2 separate regions of the Homo sapiens genome follow, and region 2 is linked to region 1. Evidence: chromatin loops called from intact Hi-C (ENCODE). Cell type or tissue: PC-3. All regions are shown on one strand.

What was found. Peaks named below come from ENCODE experiments on the same cell type or tissue, not always from the same donor. Only the 100,000 strongest peaks of a DNase experiment are listed, where the experiment ranks them.
Region 2: a loop joins it to region 1, with 2.1 times the contacts of the local background. A loop is called at or near these places in 3 of 110 quality-filtered maps.

The regions. Positions count from the first base shown.
Region 1 is chr10:17,073,159-17,078,158 of GRCh38, forward strand. All of the region lies in intron 17 of CUBN (cubilin), which reads right to left. Among named protein-coding and RNA genes, the nearest start is that of CUBN, 54 kb to the right of the region's middle. In PC-3, no CTCF peak of the experiment used is centred here; DNase peaks (open chromatin) are centred at 1,513 and 2,573; H3K27ac peaks cover 3,001 bases.
Region 2 is chr10:17,175,270-17,180,269 of GRCh38, forward strand. The region is part of intron 1 of TRDMT1 (tRNA aspartic acid methyltransferase 1); the gene reads right to left. Among named protein-coding and RNA genes, the nearest start is that of TRDMT1, 24 kb to the right of the region's middle. In PC-3, a CTCF peak has its summit at 2,931; no DNase peak of the experiment used is centred here.

The DNA.
Region 1 (5,000 bases):
TGATGTCACCTATTAATATAGATACACAAATCCTAAACACAGTTCTAGAAAAATAAATTCACAGTCCATTGCCAGCTTATATACCAGATCAAATATGGGAATAATAATAGTGCAAGAAAGGTTAGAAATTATAAACTATAAATTAACTTCCTCAGTACATCAGATAAGATAAGCCATATGATAACTCCATAAATTCAAAAAACATTGTTAGCATTCCTGTTTTATTAGAAAAAAAAGGAATTTCCTTCATATAATAGACTACTGATTTTAAATCAATAACCAGCTCTTTTTTTTTTTTTTTTTTTGAGATGGAGTTTCGCTCTTGTCACCCAGGCTGGAGTGCAATGGCGTGATCTCAGTTCACCGCAACCTCTGCCTCCTGGGTTCAAGTGATTCTCCTGCCTCAGCCTCCCAAGTAGCTGGGATTACAGGCATGTGCCACCACGCCCAGCTAGTTTTGTATTTTTAGTAGAGACGGGGTTTCTTTATGTTGGTCAGGCTGGTCTCAAACTCCCAATCTCAGGTGATCCACCCACCTCGGACTCCCAAAGTGCTGGGATTACACGCGTGAGCCACTGCGCCCGGCCAAATAGCCAGCTCTTATAGTATAGTGGCCATGAATACAGTCTATGGACTTGGGTTCAAAACCTACCTCTGTCACTTACAAACCACCTCACTTAATAGCCTTGAGCAAGTTACTCTATCTAAGCTCATGGGATTGTTGAAGCAAACAGATGAAACAATAGTGTGAATTCCTTAGCCAAATGTTTGGTAATGGAAAATGTTGACTAAGGATAGCTGTTGTTATTCTGGACATTTTTGGAGGTGAAACACTGGAGGCTTGCTACTATGAGCAGGAATTATTCGATGGATATATATACCGCCGCTGTTCAGTACAATTATTCTGAAGGATACAGACATCCAAATATTAATTCATTCACTTCATTAACATTATCAAGGCATGAATAAATGCCAGGAACTGTGCAGGTGACAATACCATGAAACAGTCACTGCTCACAAGGAACTTACAATAGGCAGGAACATTTTTGAAAAGTATGATGACTGCGGTTTTTGGGGAAGCGCAGGATACTTCATTGTTACCTAACCAATGGTTCTCAGCAGGGACCACAATCTAGCATTTGGGAAATGTGTGAGAGTACCTTTTTGGTTTTGTGTTAATTATTATCACAGCAATCATGGGGCATTACTGGCATTTAGTAAGTAGCAAGGGACCAAAGACACGAGGCAGCCTGAAATGTGAGCGTCACACACAACAAGAATTCTCCTGAACCTGTGTGACATTCACATAAGTGAAAGTTCTGTTATTGGGTATAAAATCTCGCTCTATTTTACATATTAAGCGCAAAGTAGTTTTGTGCAATTTTAATGCATACTGAATTTTCCAGGATTACAAGTAGAGTGTAAATTGAAGATTCTTTCTCCTGGAAATCTGTCAAGAGTTAGTCACTATTTCTGAAAAATTAGTCACCAACCCACATAACTGTGTCAGCCTGCATTTGTACTGTCATATTCATAGCAATTTGGGGTCCAGACAATCAACTGCTTTATTTTGTCTTCAAGTACAGCTTGCCTAGGTTTTCAGATACTGAAATAAATGTGATTTTATTCTGTTACTCTATTTTTTCTTAATGTTATTCTTACAACTTTACATATTTTTAAATATAATGTGTCTAGTGGGGTTAAATCAGTGTATTTCATTTCTGAATAATCAAGGAGTGATATTAAAAAGTCTTAAATTGTAGAGAACCACTGGGTTAACCAAAGACTCTGAACTCACCCAGGGGATTATGGAAAACTCAGTGGAAATAACATTTAAGCGGAGACTTGAAAGCTGAGTAGGAGTTATCTAGGCCAAGGCAAACAGGTAGTAAAGAGAAGATTTTTCTTTGTTTTCTTTTTTTTTTTTTTTTTTTTTTTTTTTTGAGATGAAGTCTCACTCTGTCACCTAGGCTGGAGTGCAGTGGCACGATCTCGGATCACTGCAACCTCCGCCTCCCAGATTCAAGCAATTCTCCTGCCTCAGCCTCCCAAATAGCTGAGACTGCAAGGGCACGCCACCACGCCCAGCTAATTTTTGTATTTTTAGTAGAGATGGGGTTTCACTATGTTGGCCAGGCTGGTCTTGAACTCTTGACCTGAGGTGATCTGCCTGCCTTGGCCTCCTAAAGTGCTGGGATTACAGATGTGAACCACCGTGCCTAGCCAGTAAAGGAAAGATTTTAAAAGGATGATATTCAAAGTTGGTAGGGATGTGGCGACAGTTACTCTCATCCATAACTGGTGGAAGTATAAAGTTCTGGAAAATAAACTGACAATATGTATTAAGGGTATTTCACTTCTAACACTGTATCACAAGGATATTCAAGATGCAGGAAAAGACATATACAGATCCACATCAAAGTCTGCTCTATAATAACAATAATTGAAACCATTCTAAAGGCCTAATAATAGTGAGGTGATTAAATAAATAATGATTCAGCCATATGATAGAGTCTGACACAGACATGAAAAATCACATGCCTCTCCACTGACTCAGGCTCATACTAGTTCCTTTCTCTGAGCTCTTACAACATCTGTAACACAAATTTCACATATTGTAGTAAAGCTATGCTAAATTTATCTCTAACCAAACAGTAAGTCTCTGAGGGAAGGGAAAAATTTCTGTTTGCCCTTCAGCATCTAATAAAAAAAACTTTGCAAATAGGTATTTGACAAATTCTTGTTGATTCATTAATTTTAAGGTACAGTATGATGGTTCAGTTTTTGTTAGAGATACAGACATACTGCAGTTCTTGAAAACTAGAAAGCATGAAACACAAAGTTATCTTCCTGCTCTCTAATCCTCCAGGGTTCTATTTGCTTCTTCGAAGATTGTAGTCTCTCTTTTCTATTTCGCCCATTAGAAGATGACAAGAAGGAAAAAAAACAGCCAAATAGCATCACTGCAAGCTAAAGTGGGCCATTCCCCTGGGCCCCAACTAATGAAATTCAAGGATTTTAACAAGGAGAAAGGCAGCTGTAGTCCAAATGTTTTAAGAGGAACTCATAGGGCTCAAGGGCCCTGAACCTAGAAGGTGCAATTGATTTTGGCTCTGTTTCTCTCTCTCTCTGTGGAAATGAAACCTTATTAATTCTGAAAGCCTGTATTCTCCCTGGATTCTAGACATGGCAATACTTTAACTACAACTCCTTTGAAAGAGACACTAGAATAAAATTCATCAAATGTTCTAAAGTGACCCTAGCTACCTCTGAAGCATGTATTGCGTTCAATAATCTAGGACTTGATAAATTTGCACCCCCACCAAAAAAAAAAAAAAAAAAACCTCTTTCCTTTATGCTCATGAACTGGGATGGATGGCATTATTTTACATAGTTATTCACTTCCCTTCCTGTAAAAGGATTGACTATCTATGCTTTTTGCCATGTGACTTGCAATACTGCCATACGGAGAATTAATACATAATCTTCCCATTGACTATGGGCTTAGCCATAGGACTTGCTTTGCCCAACAGAGTGTGAGCAAAAGTGATACACCAATTTCCACATAGAAGCTTTGGAAGTCACTGCATAATTCAACCATCTTTTACTTTTCCCCCAGCAAGCTCTAGAGCCTGGGTCTCAGGACGGTGAAGGCACAGGAAACTGACATAGGAAACAGAACTGCAATGGATCCAAAACTAACCTGCTATTGTGAGCAAAGAATAAACACGTTATTGAAAGCCACAGACGCTTTTGGTTTGTTATTGTTTTTGATTTTTCTGGTTGTTGCTACTAATTGTTTGTTATTGCAGCATAACCTAGAGAAAGATGACCAATATCTGAGTCTGGTTTGTGCAGAAAAACTGAATTTTTCTAAGTCAGGTGAAGCCATGCCGTGATCACTTGCAGAGGAGTCACAGTGAATTCATTCTTTTTAGTGAATCGCATTTGCAAGGAAACAACAAGAACCAATTCAAAATTCTAGTGTTTCACGGACCAGGTTCAGATTTCTTGTGGATTGCCTTATTCGTCCAGGAAACACTGAAGGTTTCAGGTCCCAGGATGTTCAGCATATGGTGTATTCCAAATGGCTTCCAATTTTTACATTCATCAGATTAAACTAGTTCCAGAAGAGAAACTACTCATAAAAAAAAACGAGTTTTTGTAAAGGAATGATTTTCTATAGAGAGAACTAAAATTTACTTTGCTGAGAAACACCATTTACATGAAATTTTAAATGTGGGCTTTTGAGCCTAGTGAGTCGTGAGCTTTAACATCTGGAATGAGTCAAGTCCCAAAGCCATGTCTTAATACGCACGCTCATTTGTCTTCCTCTGCTATGAATCCAGATTTGGTTTTATACTATAATTTCTAAAATAATAAGCATTAAATTTTAATTCAAAGCAATTCAAATATGCTGGCACTTACGCTTAGTCCATCTGAGAGCTGAAAAGAGAACCACACCGTATGGTAGTGTTTAACATGTGGCTTTCTGTGAAGTGAGCTTCAGGCTGACATACATCTTAGCTAAGTAAAGACTGGACCTTAGGGAGGAGCCTTGGGCTAATCTGGGTGAGCAGGAGAGGAATGAGGCCCTGCCCCCAGTGAGAGAATAAGGGGTGAGGAGGATAAGAGATGAGAGAAGCCATTTAGGATCTCAAAATCATTTACTTTGGTTATTATCCTTTGTTCTTTATTAGTATGTTTCATGATTTTTAGAGTTGGTATTTTAAACCTTTTCATGCCTTGTGAAAGTGTCCCTTCTAACATCTCTATTAATAAATATAATCTGATCTTTTAAGATCTGATATTCTAAAATCAAGAACACATGAATAAGTTTTACCTAGAAGTGCCTTCCCTCATGATTGCAAACTCCAGTAGGTCACCTTCTCCTGCCCTCTCTTCTCCTCCCCATCATCATCATCATCATCGTCATTATCATCATGATGTTAACTTTAGTGAGCATTCATTGTGTGACAGGCACAATGTGACAAGGAACA
Region 2 (5,000 bases), 100 kb after region 1:
CCAGAAGAGAATATAAGAAGAATAAGGGAAATAATTATAAAGGAATGCCTTCACTGCCCTTCTGTCTTGCTGGTGAAGAAAACCATTTTCAAAATGTTTTCAGATCCAGAGAATTCTAGCATATTCTTTAATGTTAGCCGAAATTGGAACTCCACAATTGTAGCCGTAGCTATATTTTACAATGACCACCCTCTTTCCCCAAATATGTATAAAACCAATTATGTGCATGCCCTGACCCAAGTCAGGAGAAAGTGTGAAGTTTTAAAAATGAAAGTATTTGAGACTTCAGAAAATCATCAGAGAAAGCAATACAATATTACATAGTAGATCCAAGTAGCCGATTCTTTAATACCATTAGTTGATTAATAGTTAGCTGATTAGCTTACCCCAAATATCAAAAAAGGAAAAAAAAAAAAAAAGAGTGGTGTGAGGAACTAGGACTCATGCAGCAGGCACCCGGAAATAAAAGCAGACCACAGGAGACAGGGCAAGGAGAAAGGCTCACACACGCTCAGAAAACAATCATAACCTTCCACTGAGGCCTAGAAGAGATGAGGCCAGGAAGAAAAGAAAGGCACAAATGTCTCCAAGGATTGATACTAAATGGCTGCTAGGCTCAAGACACTCAGCAGGTATCCTGCTGAAAAGTAAGATCCCCTGCGTGCTGCAAACTTGGTGGTCTAATCAGTAATGCCATAGACAGCTGCCTCTTCTGCATTGAAGTGCAATAACTAGTTACTGGCCTTAGTATAAAATAAATTTGAGGTTATAAATTGTATCTGTTAAAGCCATCAGATCTTGAAACATAAATCAAGAAGGCTTCTAAACAAAAGAAAATATTAATATATAAGGATCCATTTGCAAACACAAAACTATCATAATTCAAGTCAAGAATTAAGCTACTACTAATCACTGTAAGAGAGCTGAAAATTAAATAAACTTCATTGTACTATTTTACTGTTTTGTTAAATATGTTGTAATCAGCATGATGTAGCCTGCTTGTATTTCCACCATATATGAAGCAAACTGGGATTGCCTGACATTGGTTAATAGGACTTGTATCTTTTTTCAGGCAGAGTGAAAATGTACAGTGATGTGCTGAATCTGCACTGTAATCAATAATTAATTTTATGTTCTTGTGTTATATGCCTGGAGGTCATAAAAACTGACAAAAATCAACTGCCAAATGAGTATTTCATATGGTGATCCAAAAACTGATGAACTGAAATTTCTTTCTCAGGAAAGAACAGATTTTCAAAGCCAATAAGCAAATGCACTGTTTGCATGGATTGATGCACATATTTTAGACTGTTATAAAATTAGGACCTACTGCATAACTTAAAAAGTTATTTCTATTAAGAGAAATGGATGTACTAAGATATTACTGACACTAATTCAACTTGCCTTCTCAAAATAGAATTGGGGGGTGGTTATTGTTTCTAAGGAAAAGGTTAAACTTACAGATAAGTTTTAAAAAGCAAACCTGTCAATTCTGTCAAAATCTTAACTTGAATTCCAAAGACTAGTTGCCTTGATATTTCTTAGTATACAGTTTAAATCTACAATCTCCAAAATTCTTTACTTTTAAGTTACATATATAGATTTTGAAAATGTATAATTAAAAATGTCAAAGTGAATATAATTCTATAGAATTTTGCCTATGTGAGCTCCATCACTTGAGTGATCCAAGAGTAGTAATTCTCAAAAAGGAGGCAGAATTTGGGAAAGGGATTCGTGAGTATCTTTTCATTGAAACAGAGGAAGAGGATGTGTTTTCAGTACTTTGATGTATTACTTTGCCTAGACTTTATTCATGATATTTCAGTTATTATTCAGGATTTCATATTTATTAACAGGAAGCCTGGTTTAAAAAAAAAAGGTGAGATATCCTACTTAGAGAAACACATTTATTTTATTTATTTATTTATTTATTTATTTATTTTTTGAGATAGTGTCTCACTCTGTTGCCCAGGCTGGAGTTCAGTGGCATGATCTCGGCTCACTGCAACCTCCACCTCTCAGGTTCAAGCAATTTGATTCTCCTGCCTCAGTCTCCAGAGTAACAGAAACTACAGACACTTGCCACCACACCCAGCTAATTTCTATATTTTTAGTAGGGACAGGGTTTCACCATATTGGCCAGGCTGGTCTCAAACTCCTAACCTCAAGTGATCTGCCTGCCTCAGCCTTCCAAAGTGCTGGGATTACAGGTGTGGGCCACCACGCTTGGCTGAAAAACACAGTACAAATTATTTTAAAAGGTTGTCAGATTGGCTCCGAAAGGAATACATAAGGACATCACGCTTCCATTTATATGAGGACTAAATTTAAAAGGTAGATTTAGTTATTTCAAGAGAGACTTCTAGGTAAGATGTTAGAAATGTCACTGAGGATACATACATAATTCTTGCTTTCAATATGCTTCTTACAAAAATAGACAAGAAACACACACACACACACACACACACACACACACAGACATTTGAATAGCAATACTTTCCTTTCTTTTTCTGATGATTCTTCTTTCTGGAAACGCTGTAGGGAAGAACTTTTTGTTGGTAGTAGTGAAAAGCTTTACAAGTTCACACTCTTCTTGACTTTCCTAACCAAATAAATAAAAAAATTTAACTGTTCTTGTGTAGTTATTAATGTGGGAAAAAAATCAATATTTACAAGATGTAAATGCAAATGTAAAAAATGTAAATGTAAAGACGTTATGTTAGATAATATAATGCAGTTTGAAGTTTTGAGGAGGACCTTGAGAAAGAAAATTAAGGCATAACCAGTCCACTTTGAAATAAGGAAAGAAATTTTTAAAATTCTATTCCTTCTTTATTATTTATTTTCTAATCTATATCTCATATAGGTGAGTAACTACTGAATTACTCATTATACTCACACCTGAGACATTTAATCAAGTATGTTAACACTGACATCTAGTTGTAAGATGAAAGATCAGTTGAATACATCCAATGTCCTTTCATTCAAAGTGCTGGCTTAGTTAGGAATAAAAGTACTAAAGAACGTACAGACCCATAAGGATCTGAACTTAAAATTGCTGCCAAATGTTTTATCACTATTAGTAAAGTATATTGTTTGGTTCTTTTTAAAAGTTCTTGTATTTTGCTGGGTGAGGTGGCTCACACCTGTAATTCCAGCACTTTGGGAAGCCAAGGAGGGCACACCATTTGAGGTTCGGAGTTTGAGACCAGCCTGGCCAAAATAGTGAAACCTCATCTCTACTAAAAATACAAAAATTAGCCAGGCATGGTGGCACACGCCTGTAATCCCAGCTACTCAGGAGGCTGAAGCAGGAGAATCGCTTCAACCCTGGAGGCAGCGGGTACAGTGAGCTGAGATTGCACCATTGCACTCCAGCCTAGATGACAGAATGAGACTCTGTCTCGGAAAAAAAAAAAAAAAAAAAGTTCTTGCATTTTAAAAATTGCTGATAAATTATTTCCAAGAATAAAATAAAAAATACATTAAAAATATTTTTCAAAGATCCAGTTTCCTTAGAAAGTTTCCATAGTCAGCTAACTGTCCAAACAAAATTTACTTTGTGTCAAGACATACCTTAGATTATTATTGTTACTAACACCAGACTAAATATAAGAGACCACCAGCCAAAATACGGATAGGAACTGCTGGAGATCTATGAAATTATCACGTCCTTGACACTATATCTTAGGAGAATTTATTTTTCAACAAAATACCAAAAGACATACCAGAGCCAGAGAAGTGGTGGAAGAGAGAAATATGGCAAATTAATGTAAAAAAAAAGGAGCACAGTGAAGGAATCTACAAGGAATGGAAAATAAAGATGTTATGTCAGGTAGTATAATGCAATTTGGAGTTTTGAGGAGGACCTTGAGAAAGAAAATTAAGGCATGAGTAATCTTTCCGGAACGTCTCTAGAAAGTCTATTTAAAGTCATGTTGATGTCATGAGGTAGCTAATACAGCTTCTCCAGCCCCTCAACCCACAACCTCGCACCAGCCCTGAAGCTTTCCTTGGCAGAAGAGAAGAGAAAAAGCAATTTAGCTATTCACTTTCAGCAGGGGCTACAGAAAGGCCACATAGCCCAGCATTACCCTTAGTCCTGAGGATGCAGGGACCTCAATTTCCAAGGGCATAAACTGGTCTCTAAAAAGAATATAGGTAACGAACGCCTAGGATACAGTAAATGCTCAATAATTATTAAAATTCATATTCACTGCCTGGCATTTATCTGGAATATTATAGATTAAATAGATAAAATAATAATGATAATGATTATTTTAACTAAAATTTAAAAATCAAAATTAAAACAATCATTATCATTATAATTAAGGTTAGAAAATTAGACCAGTGACAAAAGCTTAAGACTCATACTGTTCATCTGGGAGATGAATTGCAGGAGAAATATTTTTGAAAGAGTTTCAAGTAATGTAAGAAGAGATCTTCACAAATGACAAAAACTAGCTGATTCCAATCTCTACTAATAAAAAAAAAAAAAAAAAGGAAAAACAGAAACGGGCTAAAATTTAATCCCAAGAGACTAGCATTGATGGGAAAAGCTTTCCTGACCTTGCTATCAAACCCTAGAATGAAAGAGAGAAATCGGAGGTATTGGGGAAAGGATTTTTTTAACACAGGGCAGAAAAATTTTCTTCCCAGGATATTTATTACTTGTTTTCTCCAATTTGGAGGAGGATAGTCCCACTAAGCAATCCCTAAAGACACTTTCTAGCCCTGATACTCTATGAGCATTTAAGTAAGAAGTATAGGTCTTCAGATCATCTTTTACTACCTGCCATTATTGACAAAGATCTTGGCCTTTTCACCCTAATTCACTGGTTAGAAACTAAAGAACTGATACAAGAGAAATGCTCTTTTATGGCTATGTTTGTCTATTAATTTGCCTTTCCTAGATACTACGTTTAAAATAACTATTAAAGAATAAAAATAGTAAGTGAACTACGACAAACAATATAAATTTTCTCTTTCTGCCGGGTGTG